2 separate regions of the Mus musculus genome follow, and region 1 is linked to region 2. A link is a loop called in an ENCODE intact Hi-C map of the cell type or tissue named here. Cell type or tissue: left cerebral cortex. All regions are shown on one strand. Links, peaks and the distances in the headings refer to the core of each region. The heading gives the core; the rest is flanking DNA.

Region 1 (8,343 bases), core at 183-8,182, 150 kb after region 2:
AAAAATTAAGAGGTAAGAAAAATTCTGGGGGGGAGGAAATGACTCAGTAGATAAAGAACCTGCTGTGTATGCAGGGAGACCTGAGTTCAGATTCCTAACACTCACACAAAGAGCTGTCCTTTTTTGGGTTTCTATTACTGGGATAAAAACATCCTGACCAACAGAAACTTGGGGAGGAAAAGGCTTATTTAATCTGATAGAGTCCATCACTAACTGAAGTCAGGGCAGGAACTCAAGAAGGAATTTGGAGGTAGTAATTGAAGCAGAAGCCATGGAGGAGAACTGTTTACTGGCTTTTTTTTTTTTTTCCTCAAGGCTTGCTCACTCTGGTTTCTTTCTTCTTTTCAGTTTGAATTTTTCTCCATTAATTTGTTTATCTGTTCATTTTACCACAGCCTCCCACGGTCCTCCCAGTACCTCCATCTCACACTGGTCCTCTCCTACCCCCCCTCTTTTTAACCTCTGAGAAGGAACCAGCCCATCTTGCCACCTCAAGTCACTGCAGGACTAAGCAATCCTGTTTTCTTATAGTACCCAGGACCCCCTTTCCAGGGTTGGCATTGTATACAGTTAGCTGTTATCTCTTCCATCAATCATCAATCAAGAAAATGCAACAGGGGCTTGCTCACACACAAGGCCAATTTGGTAGGGGCATTTTCTCAAATGAGGTTTCCTCTTCCTAAGGAGCTTGTGTCAAGTTGGCATGAATCTTACCAGCACAGTGGCTGTGTATTAACCTACATGAAGAAACTGTTACACTAGTGGGGGAAGACATAGGCAAATATCTGCAGTTCACTGACCAGGAAGTTGAGTTTTGTAAAAGACTCTGGCTCACATACAATGTGGATAGGGATGAAGGAATAAATAGAACGTCAACTTCATGTCCTGCCTGTGCAGACATGCATGAGTAAGTACACATATGCATATACACATATAACATAGGAATACACACATAGAGGAAAGAAAAGAACCTTGTGACCTCCTTGAATGACTTGAAAAAGGAATCCCACATTGACAGTGTTTGATCTGGACCTAGAGGGATGAATAGGAATACAGTACATAGAGACAGGAGGTGCAACCTGTAAATCTAAAATCCAAACTTGCCTTGGAGAGGTGCGGATCCAAATCCTTTGCTCTGAGACAAGTAAACAGGATAACAACTGAAAGTCAAGACTCTGCCAACAGAAAATCATCCATTCTCCCATGATGCCTCAGACTTGTCTAAGCTCACTTGAAGGAGGCAGGATTACTGTATCAGGACGTCTGGCTTTTACTATCTCCCGTGATCTCTTGTGTGAGAAAATGCTCTTATTGTAAAGGGCATCAAAACCGAGTCTTCCATTTTAAGATTCAGAAATCTGGTTTAGAGGTTATATGTGATTTCATGAGTCAAGAAATTAAAGGAAGTCATGTAAATCACAGGAAAAATAATCCTATGTTTCTAAGATTCCAATGTAAAGATAAAAAATATAAGCTAACAATAATCAGTTTATTCCTCAATTCCTCAGTCATGGACATGAAAACAATTCTCTGCTGATATTACAAAGAAAACTAGAACAGGAAAACAATATACTATGAAAAAGTCCCTGTAGGGGGAAGACTATAAAATTACAAACTAGACACATAGCTCTGTTCTGGGAGGATACCTAACACCCCACACTCCTTAGGTGAATCATGCTAGGGACTCTCACCCTCCCTATGCACTCTGTCTGCACCTGCCATTCTCTGCCATCCTGTCACCTCAACATGTGCCATGCTTGTATCTCAGTCACATAGTACCTGTAAAACAATTCAAAAGCAGAAAGACATAGCTTGACCTAGATTGTCAAGGGTTTCAAAATCATGATCCCTTGGCTCTGTCATTTCTGGGACCGAGGTAGAACATTGTATCATGGGAGGCAATTGTCATGGAGCAAGGTAGCTTGACATTATGGCAGGTAGGCAGCAGCAAGTGGACTAAGCAGGGGCCTGAGCCAGTGTCTGCCTTTCTAGAGTATAGTCCATTAATCTCCATCCAGATGGTTCACATTTTCTAAAGCCCTCAACACCTACCAAATACTATTGTCTCTGGCAAGAAGACACTTCACAGTCAGCCGTGACATTGAGGATGTGACTCCTTGTCAATTTTTAGTCACATATTCCTTTTTATTTTTATTAAAGTGCCCAGAGGAAAGGCTTGGCACTGGATGGTAGATATAGCTTTTCAGGCATAGTTATATATAATATTAACCATCAAATCAACAGACACAAGGATTGTTCTCTTTCAAGGGCCAAACAAGAATGCATCAAAGATACCCTATCAGGGTTCTCTTCTGCTTTCAGTCACTCTGCATCCCCTTATCTAGGTGAGAAAAGCCACTTTAGAAATATTTCCCATTAACTAATTATCAGAAGAATAAGTACTTCTTAGGAATATCAGCCATTTTTAAGGCACTCAGACTTCTAAGAAGATATCTCCAAAGGAAGGACTAGTTTTCAAAGAGAACTGATTGGGAAGTGGCGGATTACTAACCATCAAGGACGTGTCAGTTGACACAAAACACATTGGTGCTCACACTATCATAGTAAGAATGGATATGAGCAGTGACTAGATTCAGCAAACACCAAGAGTGAAAGGGGACCCGTGCTATACTCTGCTTGGAATACAAATCACTGTGCCATGAGAGAAAGCTATGTGAATGTCACCCCTAAAATTAGAGGCAGAACTACCATGGAATGCTATAACAGCACTATGATGAAATGCTATAAGATCACTGCTGGGAAGGTATGCAAAACAAAGAATGTCAATACGTTGGAGGACGTGCATATACCCACATTTACAGAAGCACTATTATCAGCTGCCACAGTTTCTGTCCTTGAAAGAATGCATATAGAAAATGTGATATATCTATATAATGAGATATTATTCAGCTCTGAGAAAGGGTCCTATTGTCTGCAGTAAAATGGATAAAACTGGCCTTATGTCATGTTTGGTTAAATACACCAGATGCAAAAATACAAACGAACCATGCTCTAATGCATCTGTAACATAGAAGTGTTGATTTCATAAAAGGTGAGAGAATGGTCAGATCTGGAAGCCAGGAGGCCATAGGAGAGGAGGATAGTTAACTGCTAATGTGTACACCGGGCCAAAAAGAAAACCAGCTGAGATGTAATAGGAAAGTGGTGTAAATAAGTCTGATTATAATTCCTTGTGTATTTCAAAATAGCTAATAAGCCCCATTTTGTATCCTATCATCCAAAGAATGATAAGAGAACGTTTGATGATTGACATGTTAATTACCTTATTCTGATCACTGCCCTTACATTGTATTTACGTACTGTATTATCACACTGCGTGCAATATGCATATGCAATTATGCCCACTAAATCACACACATAACATGTTCAGGCCTGCAGATAGTTCTATTCATAGCATTGTAATCACGTAAGTGCTGACCATTTATGATATCTGACATTCCAGCTTCTTCTAGGCTGGGTTCTTCTACCCACACGCACTGTTGCCGTTCTAAACATAACAGGTCACATTTGTTCCTTGACTTTGAAGAAGCTCATTCTTTATCAGTCTCACTTCAGAAGTACGTTATGAATGGCATTCTGATGAACTCATTGAAGGGTCTCTGATGTTCTCATTGACAGAGAAAGGTGGAACGTGGAAGCCGATCCCTGGACAGTGTTGGTTGGGAGTTCCTTCCACTTTACCCCTTTCGTTTTCTAATTTAGCTAGTAAGCTTGCACCTGTGCACATACTCCAAATCCCTCCTGACCCTGAGCTGAGCAAGGCTGCTAGTCAGTGGATTGTGTTCATGGAGTAGCTTATATTGTTTACTGAAATAAGAATCCTAGAAGCCTAGTCTGAAGCACATTGAATTTTCCAGGTTTTTCTCTTTTATTTTCATTCCTGTACTTGAGACAATGCCTCATGTAGCCAAGGCTAGCCTTCAACAAAAACTATGTAGCTGAAGATGACCTTAAATTAAGCACATGGTCATTTCTGTGTCCTCGGGGTGACAAATTTGTGCCACTATTCCTGGCTACAGGAGTCTTTCAAAGAAGAAAATAAAGCAATGCTGCAAGCTGAGGAAAATCATTTGTAAGTTTGCAAAGATTTGAAATGTAGACCAGGCACATATAAGCATGTGATTCCCTCATTATCTAAAGTCAATTAAGAAAGCATGTTTTGTTGTCGGAGGATTATAATTATTAAAAGGACATTCGTTCAGGAATGTGTTGTCAGGGAGAGGAAATGCCTCTACTAAGCAAGCATCTGACTGACTTTAAATCTCTCCCACCTTTCGTTCCGCTTAAACAATTCTGTCTCTTCATAAGACTTTGTACATCTTTAAAAGACTCATGCACACATTCGGAGTGCTTCTCAGTTTGCACTGATCACGTTTTTCATAAGAGCCACCATTGTGAACACAACGCAAGCTGTTCCTGAAGTCTTCTGTCAGGGTTGAGTCTCGCAGTGTCTGGAAGATGGACACAGCTAATTACCCAGCCTTCCCATAATACAGCTAATCCATATGCATTGCTGGCAATAGACTCCATCACAGAACAGTCTATATGAACCATGCAGAGACTCAACATGAGGGAGGTATAGGCAAAGGAAGACAGAGGCGTAGGGAGAGAGAAGTAGAGAGAACAGGATGACAGAGATCTCCTCACCAGGGTGGGGCAGAAAAAGCAATGGCAACAGAAGTTTCTCTGCAGCTATGTTCGGGCTGTTTTACATAATTGTGCCTTGTACGATTTTCCCTCCCACATCCCTATCTTAGTAAATGATTTCATCAACACCCATTTCTTTACTTAGCATCTCAACCTCCAAAGCATATGTAAAGCACCTGGGAACTGTGCCCATCAGGGAGACGTGCAGTACAGTCATTCCTCTTTTCATTGTTGTCCAAAATGTCCCCTTTCCTGACCCCCTACATGTCATCCTCCCTGCCATAGCCCATGTGGTTTTTCTGTTGGTGACACTACCCTAACATGGTTGGAGGACCTCTGCCTCTCCTTCCCTCCTTTCCTGTGTCTGCTTCCCACTGTGGCTGCATCTGTACCTGTTTTCTAAATCCTGACTCCCACCTTGTAAGTGATAGAGAGCTGGGCAGCCAGGTGAGCATTCAGCGGGAAACTTTGTGAACGAGAGGGAAGAGACAGAAATAGAAACAATATGGACTCCACTGTCAGGAGCAAGCACTGTCCTGTAATGACAGACCTAGTTCACAAAATTAAAGTAGGTATGAGAGCAGTGGTTTGTCTATGTTTGTGAGAGGCTATACAGAGTTCCTGTGAGGACTGCTAGCTCTGTGGGAGAAATGTCTGCTGTGTGGGAAGGTCAGGAAAGAATTCAATAGGTAGTGCTAACTAAATTTTTTAGTTAGCTAAACTTAATTTTTCCTTAAGGATATCATTAGTAGAGGCAGAAACAGAATAGGGACTTTGAACCACCTTACTGTATAAAGCTGGTAGATAAGTGCAAAGCTGTGTACATTAGAGGAGAAAAACAGACTAAATATGTATTCAAGAAATCTGGAGCATGACACTAGTGATCTCAAAACCAGATTTCCTGATCACGAACCAAACAGAAGTAAGCAGAATGCTAATCCCTCCTTCATTCAGAATTATGATTAAATATGTTTATTGAACATGTGATATAACCTAGAAACCAGTGCTGGCTCTGCTATGAACAAGGTTCAGAGACACAGTTGTAAGCTCTATGCTCTTAGAGCTGTTACATAGTGACAGAAACCACAGGCATGGCTGGAGAACATTCTAGATAATGAGAGACTAGAAATCAGGAGAGTGAGCAGTAGACTATGGACATAGCATGCATAAAAAGAACCAGGCCCCGAGGCTGTGGTTAGAGCTTCATGGTGACTGTTGGTGAATATCTCAATGACTTGGGTTCCTTGTCAAATACATGCTACATGTCAAGCAGTCGGGTTTGGAGGAGGGGCTTCTAATGGCACAGATCAAAGCCTCTACTGAACCTCAGCAGGACTCACAGGGACTGCAAGTGTAGAAATTCAGGATATCATAGTTACTGGTTGTATAGTTCATTTGTTCATTGTTTCTTGGTTTGTTTTGTGTGTGTGGGGGGGGTTGTTTTGTTTTTTCATTCTGCAGTCCATTCTTGCGCGTACCCGACTGGCCAGCAAGAATGACGCTGCAACAGGATCCTTCTGCACATGTTTATTGGGAGAGCTTGATTGCAGAGGCGAAGTGACCCCAAACCCAGAACTGGTGCTGCTTATATAGGCCTAGGAGAGGCGTGTCTCACACCCGGATTGGTTGTGCTTGGGTTATGCTTACCACCTCATTTGCATGCCTACATCTGATTGGTTAACTTCTCTCTCATCTGATTGGTTAATTTTGGTTAGTTCTCAAAACCTCATCTTGGCAAAAAAAATCTTTACTGCCTATGTATGTGTGGTGGCCAGTGGAAGCCAGTGCCACCCTGCAATGGCACATGTGGCTTCCCACAGTCCATGAGATCCTTTATTTGTTACTAAGATGAACTAAGAGACACTTCTAAATAGTCTCACAGAAGCCAGGGGAGGGCCTTGAATATCATTTCTTACAGCTTCTCATCTGTTTCCACGCTCTATCGACAGGAGTTTTCCTTGCACTGTGGCTCCCCAGGCCTCACTCTTTCCCGACATACTTCACAATTCCACCTCATCTCTGCTCCTGGCTGGTGGCTGACACTCAAGACAAGCATGCATGTTCAAGCTGCTCCTTAGATGCAGCTCATGCCCCTCCCTTCTCTTGCAGGCAATCTTTCATTTCAGGCTCTCACGCCTCAGACACCATCCACCATCTCAAGTATCTCATTTGCAATTTGGAACAAATTACTTCTTATGGGTGACTTGTCTTAACAACTATATTCAGGTGACTTATTTTGGCAGTTTTTGACAGCAATGACTGTAAACAAATCCTACCAGGGGGTGAAAGTATAATTCATAGGTGTAGCTTACAGGGTTTTTGGTGATTGCTGGGTATGTTATGCTCTAATGGGGTAACTGCTGGCAAATCATTCATGGATCTAGAAGGTATTGTCCATCCTTACTAAGCAGGACACTTGGCTCGAAATACAGCTTTATATCCCAGGTCATCATCCCAACAGTGGTGAAGTCTAATTTGTTTTGATGTCCCACACTCAGGAGGCTGAGGAATGAAGATTATGAGTGCAAACCTAGCCTGAGATACAAATGGGGCCCTCTCTAAACAAGTATGTGACACACACAAAGGAACCTGGCTCACCAGGTTCTACCTAGCCATTCCCATCCATCAGAGAATAAACACCAAGCAATAAGACAGCTTGGTATATTTAGCATAAACCTCAGGGAACTGGTCATATGACCTAATGTGAAAGCTATTTAAGGGATCTATGAAGAGAAAAAAAATTGATACTCAAGTTACCCATGATTTCAACAATGTACCTCATGAGAAATACAAACTAAATATTAGTAAGAACACGAGGGGTAGGGAAACTGTAAGAGCTGAAGGTTGGGAGGGCTTGAATGTCTCTGGATGTGACAGGATAGGACTTAGCATCTATGGCTGCCTACACACAATCAAGTCAGGCCACATCCCAGTATTGCAGAGGTTCCCCACCATTTGTTCATAGCCCAGGAGCTATTGGTAGTTGGTAGTTTCCAATGGAGGGAAATTCAGGCAGTTTTATTTACCTGTGCAGCTGCTGGGTGGTTGACACTCCAATGGATGCCATACAAACGTGAGTACATGGATAGAAGAAATTGGACTCAGTTGGTTACATTTATAAAATGGATGCAAAATTGGAAGGTGGTGAGGGATTAGGATGCCTGGAAAGAGTCAGGGGGAAGGGTGTGTGTGAATATAAGCAAAGTGCCTTTCACCCATGTATGAAGAATTCAAAGAATGAATGAAATTATTACATTAAACAAGGAAGTGACTAGCAACTATACAACCACACACAGAAACATATGCATTCATATAAAAGGTCACTTATCTGCCAATATGTCACCCAATGAATGCCCAATAAAATTTAAAGAATAACAGAAGAATAAACAATAACACATGTACATATGCATGTGCACATATGTGCATATGACTGCAGGAGCCTCTGAAAGCCAGAAAAAGACATTAGATCCCCTAGAGAGGGAGTTACAGCTGAAGCTGTCCATTCTGGGACTAGGAACTGACCTCTGGTCCTCTGCAAGCATATTGAATGCCTTTAATTTCATAGCCATCTCCACAACCCTATGGGATTTTGTCCTAAGTCATATCATCATGATTGTAAACATCATGAAAACATTGCAGCTCTTCAGTGTTAGAAAGTTTTGCTCAAGACTAAGC
Region 2 (8,343 bases), core at 172-8,171:
GGGTCTCCCTGTACTTTCCGCCTTACCACGTGGCTGGAATTTAATCATTATAGATATTAAAGATTGTTTCTTTTCTATACCTTTGTGTCCAAGGGATAGGCCCAGATTTGCCTTTACCATCCCCTCTATTAATCACATGGAACCTGATAAGAGGTATCAATGGAAGGTCTTACCACAGGGAATGTCCAATAGTCCTACTATGTGTCAACTTTATGTACAAGAAGCTCTTTTGCCAGTGAGGAAACAATTCCCCTCTTTAATTTTGCTCCTTTACATGGATGACATCCTCCTGTGCCATAAAGACCTTACCATGCTACAAAAGGCATATCCTTTTCTACTTAAAACTTTAAGTCAGTGGGGTCTACAGATAGCCACAGAAAAGGTCCAAATTTCTGATACAGGACAATTCTTGGGCTCTGTGGTGTCCCCAGATAAGATTGTGCCCCAAAAGGTAGAGATAAGAAGAGATCACCTCCATACCTTAAATGATTTTCAAAAGCTGTTGGGAGATATTAATTGGCTCAGACCTTTTTTAAAGATTCCTTCCGCTGAGTTAAGGCCTTTGTTTAGTATTTTAGAAGGAGATCCTCATATCTCCTCCCCTAGGACTCTTACTCTAGCTGCTAACCAGGCCTTACAAAAGGTAGAAAAGGCCTTACAGAATGCACAATTACAACGTATTGAGGATTCGCAGCCTTTCAGTTTGTGTGTCTTTAAGACAGCACAATTGCCAACTGCAGTTTTGTGGCAGAATGGGCCATTGTTGTGGATCCATCCAAACGTATCCCCAGCTAAAATAATAGATTGGTATCCTGATGCAATTGCACAGCTTGCCCTTAAAGGCCTAAAAGCAGCAATCACCCACTTTGGGCAAAGTCCATATCTTTTAATTGTACCTTATACCGCTGCACAGGTTCAAACCTTGGCAGCCACATCTAATGATTGGGCAGTTTTAGTTACCTCCTTTTCAGGAAAAATAGATAACCATTATCCAAAACATCCAATCTTACAGTTTGCCCAAAATCAATCTGTTGTGTTTCCACAAATAACAGTAAGAAACCCACTTAAAAATGGGATTGTGGTATATACTGATGGATCAAAAACTGGCATAGGTGCCTATGTGGCTAATGGTAAAGTGGTATCCAAACAATATAATGAAAATTCACCTCAAGTGGTAGAATGTTTAGTGGTCTTAGAAGTTTTAAAAACCTTTTTAGAACCCCTTAATATTGTGTCAGATTCCTGTTATGTGGTAAATGCAGTAAATCTTTTAGAAGTGGCTGGAGTGATTAAGCCTTCCAGTAGAGTTGCCAATATTTTTCAGCAGATACAATTAGTTTTGTTATCTAGAAGATCTCCTGTTTATATTACTCATGTTAGAGCCCATTCAGGCCTACCTGGCCCCATGGCTCTGGGAAATGATTTGGCAGATAAGGCCACTAAAGTGGTGGCTGCTGCCCTATCATCCCCGGTAGAGGCTGCAAGAAATTTTCATAATAATTTTCATGTGACGGCTGAAACATTACGCAGTCGTTTCTCCTTGACAAGAAAAGAAGCCCGTGACATTGTTACTCAATGTCAAAGCTGCTGTGAGTTCTTGCCAGTTCCTCATGTGGGAATTAACCCACGCGGTATTCGACCTCTACAGGTCTGGCAAATGGATGTTACACATGTTTCTTCCTTTGGAAAACTTCAATATCTCCATGTGTCTATTGACACATGTTCTGGCATCATGTTTGCTTCTCCGTTAACCGGAGAAAAAGCCTCACATGTGATTCAACATTGTCTTGAGGCATGGAGTGCTTGGGGGAAACCCAGACTCCTTAAGACTGATAATGGACCAGCTTACACGTCTCAAAAATTTCAGCAGTTCTGCCGTCAGATGGACGTAACCCACCTGACTGGACTTCCGTACAACCCTCAAGGACAGGGTATTGTTGAGCGTGCGCATCGCACCCTCAAAGCCTATCTTATAAAACAGAAGAGGGGAACTTTTGAGGAGACTGTACCCCGAGCACCAAGAGTGTCGGTGTCTTTGGCACTCTTTACACTCAATTTTTTAAATATTGATGCTCATGGCCATACTGCGGCTGAACGTCATTGTTCAGAGCCAGATAGGCCCAATGAGATGGTTAAATGGAAAAATGTCCTTGATAATAAATGGTATGGCCCGGATCCTATCTTGATAAGATCCAGGGGAGCTATCTGTGTTTTCCCACAGAATGAAGACAACCCATTTTGGGTACCGGAAAGACTCACCCGAAAAATCCAGACTGACCAAGGGAATACTAATGTCCCTCGTCTTGGTGATGTCCAGGGCGTCAATAATAAAGAGAGAGCAGCGTTGGGGGATAATGTCGACATTTCCACTCCCAATGACGGTGATGTATAATGCTCAAGTATTCTCCTGCTTTTTTACCACTAACTGGGAACTGGGTTTGGCCTTAATTCAGACAGCCTTGGTTCTGTCTGGACAGGTCCAGATGACTGACACCATTAACACTTTGTCAGCCTCAGTGACTACAGTCATAGATGAACAGGCCTCAGCTAATGTCAAGATACAGAGAGGTCTCATGCTGGTTAATCAACTCATAGATCTTGTCCAGAAACAACTAGATGTATTATGACAAATAACTCAGCAGGGATGTGAACAAAAGTTTCCGGGATTGTGTGTTATTTCCATTCAGTATGTTAAATTTACTAGGACAGCTAATTTGTCAAAAAGTCTTTTTCAGTATATGTTACAGAATTGGATGGCTGAATTTGAACAGATCCTTCGAGAATTGAGACTTCAGGTCAACTCCACGCGCTTGGACCTGTCGCTGACCAAAGGATTACCCAATTGGATCTCCTCAGCATTTTCTTTCTTTAAAAAATTGGGTGGGATTAATATTATTTGGAGATACACTTTGCTGTGGATTAGTGTTGCTTCTTTGATTGGTCTGTAAGCTTAAGGCCCAAACTAAGAGAGACAAGGTGGTTATTGCCCAGGCGCTTGCAGGACTAGAACATGGAGCTTCCCCTGATATATCTATGCTTAGGCAATAGGTCGCTGGCCACTCAGCTCTTATATCTCACGAGGCTAGTCTCATTGCACGAGATAGAGTGAGTGTGCTTCAGCAGCCCGAGAGAGTTGCAAGGCTAAGCACTGCAATGGAAAGGCTCTGCGGCATATATGAGCCTATTCTAGGGAGACATGTCATCTTTCATGAAGGTTCAGTGTCCTAGTTCCCTTCCCCCAGGCAAAACGACACGGGAGCAGGTCAGGGTTGCTCTGGGTAAAAGCCTGTAAGCCTAAGAGCTAATCCTGTACATGGCTCCTTTACCTACACACTGGGGATTTGACCTCTATCTCCACTCTCATTAATATGGGTGGCCTATTTGCTCTTATTAAAAGAAAAAGGGGGAACTGTGGGAAGCCGCCCCCACATTCGCCGTCACAAGATGGCGCTGACATCCTGTGTTCTAAGTTGGTAAACAAATAATTTGCGCATGAGCCAAGGGTATTTACGACTACTTGTACTCTGTTTTTCCCGTGAACGTCAGCTCGGCCATGGGCTGCAGCCAATCAGGGAGTGATGCGTCCTAGGCAATTGTTGTTCTCTTTTAAATAGAAGGGGTTTCGTTTTTCTCTCTCTCTTGCTTCTTACACTCTGGCCCCAAAAAGATGTAAGCAATAAAGCTTTGCCGTAGAAGATTCTGGTTGTTGTGTTCTTCCTGGCCGGTCGTGAGAACGCGACGAATAACAGTTTAAGTATATTAAAATCCTGGGAAATAAACCAAAACATGACAGTACCTATTCACCAAGCAAAACTCAAGCCCTGCAGAAAATCTAATGGCCATTCTGCTCTGATCTTTTTTCTGTTAAAACAAATCTCTCTTCCAGGAAATCCTGGAATCTAGACACATCACTGCTCAGCATGACCAAGGTCTTTATGATAGCCAGGCAGTCAGAGGGGAACTTCTGTGTCACCACCTCTTAATGTGGGGTTTTTCTCATGTGCAGCTTTGGTCTAGTTTGCTGTCAAGGACATGTTAGGCTCTGGGTAAGAGCACTTCCTGTATGCAGAAGCCAAAAAGGACTAAGTGAGCTAAGCAAAGCACAAGTCAGTCTGCAGGCAGGAGAGGGCATTTGAATGTAGAACAAGTGGCCTGTAAGGGTGGGTGTGGATGGGCAGGGCTTTCAGAGACATGCAGGACAGGCACACAAGAAAACAGCCTGTCCAGGACAATGCTGAGCCCACCGTGTTTCACATACTGCAAGGCAGGAGGAAGACTAGAAAATAAAACTGGGGACAATATGCTTTTATGGCTCTGAGAACACAGAGACTGGCAGATGCCTAGGGTTCAGTAGTCAGCCAGTCTAGCATATGTGGCAAACCCCAGGGCAGAGAGAGACCCTGCCACATAAAGCAAGGCAGATGATTTCTGAGGAAGGAGACCTTATGTTAACCTCTACCTTCCACATAAATATGCACATGCATGCATTTGCACCCAGACACATCCACTCATACAATTCTGTACACACACACACACACACACACACACACACACACACACACACACCTCTACATTTTTATGTCTCCATGTCTCCAGAGCTCGACTTTAACTTCTTTAACTTAATTAATTATAAGACCCTGGGCAAAGGTTTTGCACCTCATTAGACCACAGTCTCTTATGCCTATAATTAGACCTGTTGCACTTGCAATGTAACCCTTACATAAGTACGTTGAGTGATGCTGGTATGAGGGATATATCTGGTGTTACTATTGCTGTTGTGTAGATACAGTCTTACAAATGACGGGTTCTGAGAACTTTCTTTTTATCCCCATAGATTGCATTTCATTTATATTTCCATGCCGACGAGAAATGGCTGTGTTAAAATTCAGCATGCTTGTATCCAATCTAGTTCCATTACACAGCTGACAAGCTGCACCATTAAATGGCAGTCCGTTCCTATTTAAATAATCACGTTACACTTTGAAGCCACGTGCTTCCTTTTCCTTTATATTCTGTGTGTGAAACCCATTTGAAATGAAACCTCAAACCAATGACGGGGGTAGATTTTTTTTTTTTTTTTTTTTTGCTGTAATTCTTGAGCCAACTTTATCAGTGGAATTATCCAGATGTAATTACTAATTCTGGATGACTGGGCGATGTAGGGGAAGTGAGTTCTGCACGAAGATGGAGATTGAGACAAATTCCTGGACAGGGATCTCTAGGACAGGGCTCTTCTCTTTAGTGGTGCTGATGAGGAGCTCAAGCCACTGGGAAATACCAGTTTATGAACCAATTCTGGCTGCTCTAATCTCAAGATAAGTGGTTCACACCCCTCCTAATGCCCTGACCATTTAATACAGATCCTCATGTTGTGGTAAACCCAAACCTAAGATTACTTAGTTGCTATTTCATAATTGTAATTTTGCTATTGTGATGAGTTGTAAGTATCTGTGTTTTCTAATGGTCTTAGGCAACACTGAGAAGGGGTGCCAATCTATCCCCAGGTTAGTAACCTATGATTGCAATGAACTTTCCTTACCCAGTACTACAGCCAGGCCTTAGCTACTGCTGGTCTCATTAAGGTTCTGGAGAGGGGTGTGTCAGTGCTGATCTGTGGAGCACAGCATCTTGCTGCTTCCCACTACACCCTGGTAATTTCAGATAGGAACATGCGTCCTGGGCTATTTTAACCAGGAACACCATCTATTTGTGGTTCCTTCCTGCCTGTAAGGTGATCCAACTGAGCTGATGGAAATAAGTTCTGTACAGTTCCTTAAGCAGGCCTGCTGCTGCACTATAATTACACGTGAGGGCTGAGTCACCTTTACCAGCTCCCATGGAAAGGAGGTCCTCTGGTCTAGCTCCAGTGAATTGAAGAGGTAAGTCCCCAAGCCCCAAAATCTATAGGCAAATGATATTCCTCATAAGGTTGCAAAGTACATTAAGTTCACATATGTGATTAGCTTTGCTTGGTTCTATAAATGAAATCAGCAGGCTGTTAAGGCTGCCCCCGAATTTATAGTCTAGTTCTCCTGCAAATCCCAGCTCGATTTTCCAGCCCTGTGTTTTACTTGTGTGTTATTCTTGTTTGGTGAGAGCTGTCTGTTCCTAGGGACAGTGGCTCTTGTGACTATGAGACAATTTGGTGTCCCACAAATAGCACTTCTTCTCTGCCTTAATTCAAAGCCACTGTGGTCCACAAATGGCTTCAGATGAGACATGAAGGAGGAAAATGAAGCTGGAATGTATTTGCTTGCAAGCATACTTACTGAATTCATATTTCTTTGAACAGGTAGATAAGATAGAAGACTGAAAGGCCCTTCTCAAAGGTTCTGTGTTGTTGTTGGGGGAGAGTATGAACCCCAGAACCAGTGTTTCTGGAAGCAGGTCCTGGGGCTGTCAGTGCTGGCTTCACGGCTGTGAGCCCCTTACTTGGTGATTCTACATCGAGCTCTGTTCTGTGAGATAGCATACAACTGCTTCCATCTCACAGGACTAGGGAAAGAATTAAAACCAAAGAACCCTGGAAGGCAATTTGCAAACCCCGCAAGTCACACAAAAGTCTTCTATCCCAGCACCTGTGTAGCATGAAATGTTTCTTAGCATCAGTCTTTGGCTTCTGGCACTGTTGCTTCCTGGCTAGGTATGGTCCATCAGTGACATAATGCCCACTTTATTTTATTCCAGGAGCTACTGGAGTTGGAGATATCAGTTACTGGATTCTTTTAAAGGCCAAGAATACAGATTCCCATAGAGGTAGTGCTGAGACATTGGAGTTGTCATTCACACTGGATGGCTAAATTTCACTTCAAAAGCAGGACCTTGATTAAGACAAAGATGATGCCTAAGGCTTACTAATGCGGGGAAGGAAGTTCCTTTCTTCTCCATAGGAATGAGGATTAGATGAATTCATAATGGAATCTATGGAGAGGGAATGTATATAATTCATGAACTTTAATTTCACTCACAAACTCATTAGAAGTCTTAATTGTACTTCCTACCTGGAAACTTCTAGAATCTCTCCTCATACTGGAATGGAGCTCATGTTTCTGTGTATATGCTTATTTCCAGAGAAATCAGTGACATCTCAAAGCTGACTTTACTTTTGCCTTTTCAAGAAAAACTACAAGATCACAGGGAGCAAAATGTGAAAAGCTGGGCATTCATGACTGTATTTTTTTATCCTCATGAAAATCTACAAGCAAAGGATATGGCTGTCGCTGGAACCTGAAATTCAGTCTGTGGGCCTTGCAAGCTGCAAGGTCCTGTTACTGTGGGATCTGTTAGGGAGTGGGAGTAAATACTCAGGCTCACTTTGCACTCCAGGTTGATGGCTGAGAATGTCATATGAATGCAGTTTAATGCAGCTTTCAATGGTTTTGCTCCTTCAAAGTACTGCCTGAAAGAAACCAAGGCAAAGAGCTGCCCAAGGTCATGGAGTCAGTCAACAGAGTGAGCTTGGTTTAGGGCATCTCTACTGACCTCATTTTATCCCTAGGAACGTATTTTGGGGCTATCTGCTCCTGGATGAAACGGGGCAGTGGTGGAACTTCTGAGCTACTCTCAAGCCACCAATTTCCTCATGGCATTCTGAGTGGTCCAGCCTCTATCTAGACATCAGATACGGAGACCATAGAAATAAAACACCTAGGCAAATTCAGAATTTCCCATTATAGTTTTTTCAGTGTCAAGGAGTTCAAATAAGACATACACGCCTACCTTTATTCTTATTAAATCTTAAATTTGCCCATTTTCCTGGCCTTACATTCTGTTTTATGTGGGTAGTGTTCAAATGGAGAGGTAAGTCTGTGAAGAGGACAAGCCATGGCTATTACAAAAGGCTCTCAGGTGCTAACAGATACCAGATACTATATCCTTAAAATTAAAGGACATATGTACAGCTGTCTGAACACAGTTGGATCACCTGGGGTTTAAGTCAAGGTGTTGGGGCACCGAATTGCCCATATATACTCTCTCCAGAACTTTGAAGCTATGTTACACTCTTGTAGTAGCTTACAAACTAAGTCTCCCATAGCATCATTGAGACGGGCATGTTACTACTTGCCTGATGGGTCTACATGTCTACTCATACTACTCAAGGCTAAGATCAATCATGTCACTAAGATAGGAAATGGGGATACTCTGAAACACATTAATGTTAAATATTCATTCCCTGAGATAGTTAATCTTTGTTGTCCCCTTGACTGATTTAGCATCACCCAGATGATTGGCTGTGAGGGTATTTCTAGAGGGGCTTAACTGAGAAAGGAAGACCCTCACTGAATATGGGTGGCACCATTCCATGTAACCTTAGGGTTATCATTGCTGTGATAAAACAACATG

Evidence for each region. A loop is a pair of places that touch in the nucleus more often than their neighbours do. Peaks named below come from ENCODE experiments on the same cell type or tissue, not always from the same donor. Only the 100,000 strongest peaks of a DNase experiment are listed, where the experiment ranks them.
Region 1: a loop joins it to region 2, with 3 times the contacts of the local background. A loop is called at or near these places in 2 of 42 quality-filtered maps.

Annotation. Positions count from the first base shown.
Region 1 is chr8:17,049,156-17,057,498 of GRCm38, forward strand. All of the region lies in intron 2 of Csmd1 (CUB and Sushi multiple domains 1), which reads right to left. Among named protein-coding and RNA genes, the nearest start is that of Gm39136, 230 kb to the right of the region's middle. In left cerebral cortex, for the core only: no CTCF peak of the experiment used is centred there; DNase peaks (open chromatin) are centred at 4,746 and 6,708; H3K27ac peaks cover 6,003 bases.
Region 2 is chr8:16,899,718-16,908,060 of GRCm38, forward strand. All of the region lies in intron 3 of Csmd1 (CUB and Sushi multiple domains 1), which reads right to left. Among named protein-coding and RNA genes, the nearest start is that of Gm39136, 380 kb to the right of the region's middle. In left cerebral cortex, for the core only: no CTCF peak of the experiment used is centred there; DNase peaks (open chromatin) are centred at 4,116, 4,317, 4,801, 5,739 and 3 more places; H3K27ac peaks cover 3,746 bases.